Regions from separate parts of the Homo sapiens genome. Here region 2 is linked to region 1. Evidence: read pairs that join two places in POLR2A ChIA-PET (ENCODE). Cell type or tissue: OCI-LY7. All regions are shown on one strand. Links, peaks and the distances in the headings refer to the core of each region. The heading gives the core; the rest is flanking DNA.

Region 1 (5,488 bases), core at 230-5,229:
ATGGGATGGGGTCTCCTCGGAGACAGAAGGCACTGAAGAGTCCCACAAAACAGGGTTAGGAATATACCTGACTCACTGGCAGTGACAGCCTTTGGTCTGGAGAGTGCTTTTTGATACAAATGAAAGAAATATTTCAAAACCAAAGTAAGAAGGGGAGGATTGGAAGGATTTAACTTATTGCCCGGGATTTGTGATTTTATAACTTAGGGGTTTTTTTTCTTCCCCAAACTCTAATTTAGTCTTCTATTTATTTTTATTTTTATTTTTTGAAACCGAGTTTTGCTCTTGTTGCCCAGGCTGGAGTGCAATGGCATGATCTTGGCTCACCGCAACCTCTGCCTCCCAGGTTCAAGTGATTCTCCTGCCTCAGCCTCCCGTGTAGCTGGAATTACAAGCATGAGCCACCATGCCCAGTTAATTTTGTATTTTTAGTATAGACAGGGTTTCTCCACATTGGTCAGGCTGGTCTTGAACTCCTGATCTCAGATGATCCGCCCTCCTCGGCCTCCCAAAGTGCTGGGATTACAGGCGTGAGCCACCGAACCCGGCCCTAATTTAGTCTTTTTGTTTTTTGTTTTTTGTTTTTTGTTTTTGAGAGATGGAGTCTAGCTAGTTGCCAGGCTGGAGTGCAGTGGCGCAATCTTGGCTCACTGCAACCTCTGCCTCCCAGGTTCAAGCGATACTCCTGCCTCAGCCTCCTGAGTAGCTGGGATTACAGGCATGCACCACTGTGCCCAGCTAATTTTTGTATTTTTAGTAGAGATGGGGTTTCACCATGTTGGCCAGGATGGTCTCGATCTCCTGACCTCGTGATCTGCCCAGGTCAGCCTCCCAAAGTGCTGGGATTACAGGCGTGAGCCACCGCACCCAGCCAATTTAGTCTTTTATGATGACTCTTTCACAGTTCTTGCAGAAACAGCTGATTTCAAAGTGACACATTAACCAGGTGCGGTGGCTCATGCCTGTAATCTCAGCACTTGGGAAGCTGAGGTGGGGGGACTGTTTGAGCCTAGGAGTTTGAGACAAGCCTGGCAATGTAGGGAGACCCTGTTTCTACAAAAAACAAAGCCAAAAACTAGACACGCAAGGAGGCACTCGCCTGTGTCTCAGCTATACAGGAGGCTGGGGCAGGAGGATCCTTTGAGCCCAGTAGATCAAAGCTGCACAGAGCCATGTTCACACCACTGCACTTCAGCTAGGGTGACAGAGCAAGACCCTGTCTCAAAAAAAAAAAAAAAAAAAAAGTGACACATAGCAGTGATAGCAGTGACTCTCTTCTTCCTAGAAGGAAGTATACACTGGGGATCCCTCTCACCTCTAGAAGGAAGATAACTTTAGGGAAAACAAAACTTGGAAAGATTGACTCTTTTGGCTTTATGATAAAATATTTGGGACCCTATGAAAGTAACTTTAAGTGGGAACCCATGTTACAGCCTAGCTTGTGACCTAATACTTAACACAAATATTCATGTAAAGTCAACACTCTACTTTTAGACACAATTTCTTCTGTGTGGTTTGGGGTGTTCTTACTAGCAGCATAGTTTACTGTTGAAAAACTCGGACCGTGGCACCAGATTAGCTGGGTTCAAATCTGAGCCTCACCACTTACTAGTTGTGTATCTTGAGCAAGTTGCTCAGCCTCTCTGTGCTGTGTTTTTCCACATCTGTAAAGAGGAAATGATAATCATAGCTACCTTATGCAATTAGTGTTGGGATTAAAACAGTTAATATACATAAACCATTGAGAATAGTCTTGAGTCAGGGTTGGCGGGGGGGTGGTAAAGAAAAGAGAATATTGTTTATGGTAAATGCCTTATAAGAATTCTTCCCCGTGTTATTTTTTTGGAATTAGCCCTCTCTCTCTCCAAAATGTATGAATAAATAAAAGTAACCACTGTTGTTATTGTAGCTATTTTTATTGTGGCCTAAAAAAGTGAATATTCTTCCCAAGGTCTCTAATTTATTATCAGATTAAAAAAATGCCTGGCATTAGAGAGAATGGAACTCCTTGTTTCAAAATCAGAAAGGTATTTTTTCTATATGGGCATTATTTTTTCTTTTTTTGTGGTTAATTTTCAAATGTGACATATGTGACATTTTAAAGGGGGCATTGTATGATTTCTTTCACGGGAAGAGGCTGAAAATTTGCCATCCTTTTTCAAGAAAATAAGGCAGTGAACCTAAATGAGATTTTTATGTAAATATTACATAGGAATAACAGCACTTCCTATGAAATTGTATCATCCTCCCGTTCTCCCCAGCGTCCTGTTTACCTTCACCCTGCAGCTGTTTGCTGGGTGCCATCCCTGGGAAATCACCTACTAACAATAACCCGGTTGGCTTCTGATCCGCAGGAAGATCATTCTCCCCTATGACAGATGAACACATTTTTCTTTTGTTATTTGTTTTTCTTTTCTTTCACTCACTTTTTCTTTCAAAACTTAGTTTCTTTCAATTCCTTCTAGAGTTTTCCTGTGATTCTTTCTTTTCACTTTTGTTCCCTTCTTAATAATTACTTGGCATGTCCTACTTGTGGGCTACACTTCCTGAATTTCCACACTCTGCAGCTCTTTGAAAAGCCTGCTTTTATTCTTCCCGTCCAGGTCATCTGTGCAAATCTTTAAAGTCATGGGGTTGCCACTAATGACTGGTCGACTCCATTAACGCAGCCTCCCCTCTGTGGAAGTTTGCTTTTCTGGGTCAGTGTCTTTTACTGTGGAGCTTGTTAAGAGTCTTTATTGCTTGAAGAAGGTGCACATTGGAACTTTAAGATTTCCTGTTTATACACAGGGCAGGGCCTGGCTGAACACTGATAGTGTGGGCAAGCTCTCGAGCTTTGCCAAAGGGCTCTCAGTGGGACCCAAGAGGAGCTGCAATGAGGATTTTAAGACAAGTGTCTGCTTAGCTGCCACGGCTATGTTAGAAACTGCAAAAAAAAGCACCTCACAGAGCTGAAGAAAGATCTGGTGCTGCCAGTGGAGAGGTCTGCACCCAGGTCAGGTCTCAGGGGGGCTGCTGTGAGCCCGAAGGCATCTTTGTGCTAGAGGGCAAAGGGCACCCTCTTGTAGGTCCCCCGTCTGAGTGGATAAAAACCTAGGACTGAGTCCCTGTAACTGTGACTGCCAGAGGACTGTTCTCCATACAAACGGTATGTACAGGAAATTTGGTCTTCCCCAAATCCTTTCAGGGTCCACCAGGGTCTGGGGAGGGGGTCACGATCTGCTTCTGCTATAGTGTGACTCCAGTCACAGACCTGAGCAGATCTGCTGGGGCTCAGAGTTTTCTGCCCCAGCTGGGTTTCTAAGCCCCACGTCTTGTCAAATGCTGCCTCTCCAAACCCTTCCTGGGAATAATTGCGTCACTTAGGGTGTCAGCAAACTGTTCCTCCAAGGAGGGGATCTCCTCTCCAGCTGGGGAGTGGGGTACTGAGGCTGACTGAATTACTGGAAGCTGTTTGATGAGTGTGGAACCTCAGCAGAGTGTCCTGGAGAGGGGCCGGGCACCCTGCCACAAGACACCCACAAGGTGTGGAGTTTCTGGGTCAGGAAGAACCAGATGAAGCTGCTCATGTGGCCAAAAGTAGCGAATCCAAGGGACGAGTGTGCATTTTCCAACATGGAGAGGGAAGGAAGCAAGGGGATTTCATCAACTCAGGACCAACCTGAGGGGTCTCATCCGGGCTTGGAGGAGCCTGTGACACCCAGAATGCCCACTCTCAAATGAGGTTCTCCCTCCCTAGCATGGCCCTGGATAAAGCTGGCCTTGTCTTGCTTCCTGGTCCCTGTTATCCAGGTTCTACACAACCCATCCCCTTCCTATCAGTAGAGTCGTCCCTCAGGTCATAGATGAGACTACAGCTTTTTTCCAGCCTAGTCTCTCCAAGATTAGAGCCCTGGAAACCGGATCTGTTTTGGTTTTTTTGTTTCTTTCTTTTTTTTTTTTTTAATCATTTTTCTTTTTCTTTTCTTTTCTTTTCTTTTTTCTTTTTCTTTCTTTTTTTTTTTTTTTTTTGACAGGATCTTGCTCTGTTGCTCAGGCTGGAGTGCAGTAGCACAATCTTAGCTCACTGCAACCTCAACCTCCCAAGTAGCTAAGACTACAGTTGTGCACCACCATGCCCAGCTAATTTTTTAATTTCTTGTAGAGACAGTCTCACCATGTCGCCCAGGCTGGTCTTGAACTCCTGGCCTCAAGCAGTCCTCCCACCTCAGCCTCCCAAAGTGCTGAGATTACAGGTGTGAGCCACTATAGCTGGCCCAAATCTAGTTTGGAAGTAGATAGATGCTTTGGTTTTGAAGTAGATTGATGCTCTGTTCACATGCTGATTTTGATCCATGGGTAACTATTTTTGAGCTCTGGGAAGCAACTGAAATCCCAGGAAGCCTCAGGCTCCTGCAGTTACACCCCAGGTGGGAACAGCCTGAGGCAAAAGGCCATATTTGTGTCTCTCTGACATTCCACATTGAGCTAAGTCTGTGGTTGCAGTTGGTGGGTGGCAGGGAATGGGCTGTGCTACTTGTGGAAGCTTCCAACAAGAGCTTCAAAGGAAACATCGCTCAGGCTGGGTCAAATACCAAGTCCATGAAAGTCTAATTCCAGCAGGAGCAGCCAGGGCCCACCAGGCCTGGGTCTCCCTCTTCCCTGTGGAGGAAGGCTTATTTTAGGTTCCCTCCAACTCTGTGGTTCCACACCCTGAGTGAGCATCCACACTCCCTCCCCCTTGAAGAGCCAGGAGTTAATGTCCTCTGGCCATCTTAGTGCCTGGTCTTGGTGGCACCCACCCCTGTCCCTTGGGAGTCCTTTCCAGCTCCTACGATGTCTTTCCATTCTCGTGAATCCTCTCCCACATGTGTGAGCTGGGGATTATTATCTTTGCTTTAGAAAGGAGAAAACTGAGGTGTGGGCAGGAGATAGAATTTCTCTGTGGGCCCCAGGCTTGTGAGTGGCTGAGCTGGGACACGAATCTGGATCACCAGACTCCGAGTTCAGTGCTCTCCGTATGCTTGTGTAAATATCTCTTCAACAAGAGCTGGTGCCAGGGGGCAGGAACTGTACTAGGGCTCCTCTTGAAACAGGTTTCCTCCCGCCTCAGCAGGACAGCAGGCAGCATGGGGCGTCAGTAAATATTTGTTGAATTGAGACTGCATAGGAAGGATGATGGGGAACAGGGAGCTGGTGAGGACAAGAGGCCAGGAAGGCAGCTACACACAGCAGCAAACCCCTCCCCGCCCAGCCGGAGCACTTCATGCTCATGTGTTGGGAGAGGGATTTGTTAGATGAGACCATTACCTTACTGGTTATGAGGTGTTGTTGTTGTTGTTATTGTTCAACTCCACCACTAGTATTCTTCGTTCTCTCCAGGTTCCAACTGTGCACCTGCAGAAAAGAGGTCAACCGACTCCTGAAGGTAATCATGTCTTCTTCCTGTTCAAAGTAATTTTCATTCTTACATATTTGCCTCATGGTATCTATCAGATAGCTCTTTCCA
Region 2 (5,218 bases), core at 219-5,218, 51 kb before region 1:
TTTTTGTTCAAGTAGAGAATAGTCATACTGTGTATAGACTGGTTCCTGCTGAAAAGCCCTGACCATCCCTGCTACCCAGGTGGATTCAGATGGTATAGAAGTAACCACCACGTCTCTTGTACCTTTGCCCTGGTGCCATGGGAGCCACCGCCAGGATGGCAGAAGAGGAGAGCGGCAACTCCCTGGGCCTGACATCAGGGATTTGTGGCCATCAGGAAGCTGGAGAGATGTTTTCATTCTCAAACTAATTCACCAAAGTCACCAGTCATTGACTGCACTTCAGATATTTCATTTAATCACCTTTATTACTTTTCTGACAATAGAGATAATACATATTACTATTACAATTTTTAAAAATATAGAAAACATAACAAAATTAAACAATCCGTAAACCACCACCTGGAGACAGCCATCGTGAACCTTTACACCCCTGTAACAAGACAGTAATTAAGTGGCCCCTTCCCAGGTTGGTTTTCAAATCCTACTGTGCCCTGCTGAGCCCTCTTAGAGATTCAAGATGGTAGGTAAATGTCAGTCAGTCTTCAGGAAATCTTCCTTTTAATCTCATTAATGAGGTCCAGATGTTCCCAGGATATTGACTCCAAAGGGCCGTGGTTTCACACTCACACCCCACCCTGTGCTCACTCTCCTCCACGGGCCTCAGGAGGGGGCCTGGACACCGAGGGGCCAGTGTGTGATCATTCAGGCCAGCAAGGAAGGGACTCTGCCTCTAGTGCAGACCAGAGCCTTGCAGAGCCAGACAGAGGAGATAAACACGCACGCTCCTCCTTCCTCGGGAAAACAGGTAAACAGGATTTACTGGGCTTTTATTTGCATTAAATGAATCGAAGTTTAGATTTGCCCTTTATGTCAACATTTTATAGGTGAAATCATTCAAGCTCATGCTGTAACATGCACTGGGTGAAGATAAAGGCACCCAAGCCCGGCCAGACCCCAGCAGGGGGTGAGGGGGCATTTGATGAGTCCCTGCTCCCAGGATGCTCACTTGCAGCGGAGCACAAACGTGAGGCTTGGACAGGAGGAGAAGGACCCAGGACAGGATGGGAAAGCAGAGGGGCTCACCAGTCAGAGGAATGCTGCGTGAAGCCCAGCAAGGAAACCTACATTGTCTTAATTTTTGTTTTTTGTTTTTTGGGTTTTTTTTGTTTGTTTTGTTTTGTTTTGTTTTTGAGACGGAGTCTTGCTCTGTCGCCCAGGCTGGAGTGCAGTGGCGCGATCTCTGCTCACTGCAAGCTCCGCCTCCCTGGTTCACGCCATTCTCCTGCCTCAGCCTCCGGAGTAGCTGGGATTACAGGCACCCGCCACCACGCCCGGCTAATTTTTTGTATTTTTAGTAGAGACGGGGTTTCACTGTGTTAGCCAGGATGGTCTTGATCTCCTGACCTCGTGAGCCACCACGCCCGGCCTGTTTTCGTTTTTTACCCACATGAGAGCTGTGAATTCTTTCTGTATAAAGTATTTCTAAAGGCAAAACCTTTGATTAGCATGTACTCTGGATCTGTTAGGGAAGCAGCCGGTTTGGTTTGAAAAGGTTATTTGGACCGGGCGCGGTGGCTCACACCGGTAGTTCCAGCACTTTGGGAGGACGAGGCGGGAAGATCGTTTGTGCCCAGGAGTTTGAGACCAGCCTGGGCAACATGGCGAAACCCTATCTCTACAAAAAATATATGTATAAAAATTAGCCGGGCGTGGTGGTGCATGCCTGTGGTCCCAGCTATTTGGGAGGGTGAAGTGGGAGGATCACTTGAGCCTGGAAGGTCGAGACTGCAGTGAGGTGAGAGTACATCACTGCACTCTGACAGCCTGGATGACAGAGCAAGACTCCATCTCAAAAAAAAATAAGAAAAAATAAAAGGTTACTTGTTGGGGCTTCATAATAGGGCATCTGGTTTTCCTTGGTTCTTAGGCCAGAGCATGAATGAAAGTGTTTGGCTTTAACTCATACAGGTGATGGAAATATGGGGCCCCCCCACATCCAGGACTCCAGGACAAGGATAAGGGTTCGTCTCAGTGGGACCTGCAGTTCTATCACTGAGGTCCACAGATGCTCCTTTCCCGCCCAAAAAAGCAGCTGGAACGCCACAGGCAGCCAGGGCCGGGGGGATGCCAAGCGATCTCAGAGGTTCTGCAGCCCCCCAGCAGCCCCTCCCAGCCCCACCTCAGACCGCTGGGGCCCATGCAGGCCTTTTCGTCAGTGGGGGTCTTACCATGGTGCCTTTCCTTAAATTGATATTCTTTACTTATTCTAGTACTTTAAAGGAATGCTTTTTTATTACCATGATAAAAGAAATACCTCTATCATTGATAATCACAAAAATAGACACAGTAATATGTATTGTTCTTAAACTTGAGCTAGGAACTGTTTCCAGCATGGAAGGAAAGAAAGAGAATAAAGAGTGAATCACTTTTCACTGTAATTCAATGTCGGTAATGTCAGGTGTATGACTTGGCAACACTGCCCTAGAGACAAGGAAATGTTTCTGGGGCAGGCACGCTGGCTCTGATGTGCCCAGGCCCGACGCCTGGTGCTGGGTGGTGCTCCATGGTGACTGGCGACTTCACTTCCTGATGCACTACTCTCCCCTCCGCCTGTCATTTCCTCCAAGAAGAATCACAGCTGCACTTTTTTTTCTAACAGTTTGTTTTGCTCGTGTGCCTGGAGACCCCAAAGCAAGGGAAGAATTCTAAATGAGTGAAATGTATAAACACGATAAGAAATCAACATACACATCCTCTGCGAGACAGTAGAAAATCATAGGATCCAACCAAAGGAAGAAGCCAGGAAAGTCAATAAACAAGTTGGTAGAGATGCAATAGACAGAGATGAAATGTTTAGAAGAAATAAGTCAATACTGAGAGGAGGAAGAAAGAAACAACACGTAAGTTTCTTGGGTTAAGAAGTTCCCTGATTACATCAGTATAGTGTGGGAAGTAAAAGAAAGAACAAAAGAAGTTCCCTGAGTCAGGTTCTGATCCCCTTTCTCTACCTTAATTTCCAAGGTTGTGTGAAAGGAAAAGAAAAACTGGGACCCCAATTCACTATACCAGAAGAAAAAAAAACTAAGCTGAAAGCTGACTCATGCAGAAACTGCCTTTCCTTCTGTTCCTAAGCAGATAAAGCTAAGCTACAGATAAAAGGTTAAATATCTTCACAGGTTCACCTTATCGGTAAAGTGCCAATTTACTGAGCTTGAGACGAATACATAATTGACTATTGTCCTACCTGATCCTTTTTCTTGCAACACGTGGATTTCCATACCCTCCCTCTTTCTTCTCCAGCCTGCTTTTCCCCTTTAATTGTTTTTGTTTTTTGACTGGATCTTGCTCTGTCACCCAGGCTAGAGTGCAGTGGCACGATTTTGGCAAACTACAACCTCTGCCTCCCAGGTTCAAGCAATTCTCCTGCCTTAGCCTCCTGAGTAGCTGGGATTACAGGTGTGCGCCACCATGCCCAGCTAATTTTTGTATTTTTAGTAGAGATGGGGTTTCACCATATTGGCCAGGCTGGTCTCAAACCCCTGACCTCAGGTGATCCACCTGCCTCAGCCTCCGAAAGTGCTGGGATTACAGGCATGAGCCACCACACCCAGCTTCCCCTTTAAATATTGAAGCCATCTCTCAAAATTATCTTTGGAGAAAGGCACAAACCCCAGACCATTTCTTTGATTCCGTGCTTTTTGCTTCTGGGCATGTCCTTAACCTTGGCAAAATAAACTTCTAAATTGATTGAGACCTGTCTCAGATACTTTTTGGTTTACAATTATAATCTATGGTCCCCTAGATCATAAGGGCCCTTCCTATACCCCAGGAAACTCAGTGTTACTAATACCTAGAAATTGCCCCTTTTCTGTCTCATCAGCCAGCCCGTAGCCCCTGGGTGCCCACGTGGCCTCACCTGGCCCCAGTTCACCACAGCCTCTTTGGATTCTGTGGTTTAACTCATCAGATGTGCCATATCTTGCTAATTACAGGAGCAAGGTAAGGAACTAACCTTTACTAAGGATGCATTATTGGCCAGACACTACTGACTCTTACAGTGGCCACTAAACCCTTCACAATAATATCTACTCTTTAGATAAATGTTTTTGCCATTTTAGAAATTATGTTGCGTGAAGTCGCTCGGCCAGTAGCATTGGAATTGGAGCCCAGACTCAAAGCTCTTAACTCAAAGCCCCCGCTCTGTTCTCCCGCGCATGGTTGGACCCCTAGCCCTTGGCCCCCTTCCCTTGCCTTTGACCTGCCCCTCAAAGGACTGAGGATAATTTGTAGGAAATCCTGTTCAAGCAATCTATGATCCAGGTAATCTGTGGTGAGTGATGGCCAAAGCTAGAGTTGAAGAAGAACACCAGCATGACAAAGGCATGTGAGGAGTGGGGGCGGGGAAGCCAGGGAGGGGGCTGGCTTCTTGGTTCAGCCAAGAAGCAGCAACAACTAAAGAGGGAGACATAGTAGGATGAAATGCTAATTAGTGGCTTCCGGGATTTTACAAATATCTTTAAATTTAGTGAGTTTTTCATATACTTCACATGAAAATCGCCTCCCCACACACAGGTCGCAGAAGTTGGTGGCCATCTGTGCCATCTTCCCAGTGAACTTGCAGACAAAACCAACAGCACAATGCTGATATGAAGAACAGATGAAATTTACAGGTGGGTTCATAAAGTATCACTACAGCTTCTGATGAGAGTGCTGGCTTGAGAACGGAATGAATGTTGTATCTAGTTCTATGACCAGTTGACATCAGCTGTTATTTAATCTGTAGTTACAGTCAGGTACCGTCTTGCTGAATTCTGGAGGAGGAGGTGATTTCTACTAGCAACGTAGACTGTTCTCTTGGCTACAAAGTCAATAGGTCCTTACATTCTGTGGTTAGGGCTCTGAGGTGAAGAGTAACAAATACTTCAGATACAAAGAATATTTCTGAAAGTTCTGTTTGTAATGATTTATTTCTGGGGATTGGGATGAACAAAAGTGTTGGCCTGGATATGTGGACTTTCTTATAAAGAATATTGCTTTGTGAGGATCTCTGTTTTGGGGTGTTTTTGTTTTGTTTTGTTTTGTTTTTAGATGGAGTCTTGCTCTGTCACCCAGGCTAGAGTGCAGTGGCGTGATCTCAGCTCACTGCACCCTCCACCTCCTGAATTCAAGCGATTCTCCTGCCTCAGCCTCCCAAGTAGCTGGGACTACAGGCACATAC

The links. ChIA-PET counts read pairs that join two places held together with the same protein. Peaks named below come from ENCODE experiments on the same cell type or tissue, not always from the same donor. Only the 100,000 strongest peaks of a DNase experiment are listed, where the experiment ranks them.
Region 2: POLR2A ChIA-PET joins it to region 1 with 10 read pairs; 4 of 35 experiments call an interaction of 5 or more read pairs at or near these places.

What each region holds. Positions count from the first base shown.
Region 1 is chr5:78,718,003-78,723,490 of GRCh38, reverse strand. It overlaps LOC124900191 (a long non-coding RNA gene), which reads left to right. Exons shown (of 5, transcript XR_007058832.1): 4 at 5,362-5,407. Among named protein-coding and RNA genes, the nearest start is that of LHFPL2, 72 kb to the right of the region's middle. In OCI-LY7, for the core only: no CTCF peak of the experiment used is centred there; DNase peaks (open chromatin) are centred at 1,150, 1,590, 2,780, 3,280 and 4 weaker places; H3K4me3 peaks cover 4,260 bases; H3K27ac peaks cover 5,000 bases.
Region 2 is chr5:78,769,391-78,774,608 of GRCh38, reverse strand. LOC124900191 (a long non-coding RNA gene) reads left to right here and starts at 4,546. Exons shown (of 5, transcript XR_007058832.1): 1 at 4,546-4,670. In OCI-LY7, for the core only: no CTCF peak of the experiment used is centred there; DNase peaks (open chromatin) are centred at 2,588 and 4,606; H3K4me3 peaks cover 1,346 bases; H3K27ac peaks cover 2,489 bases.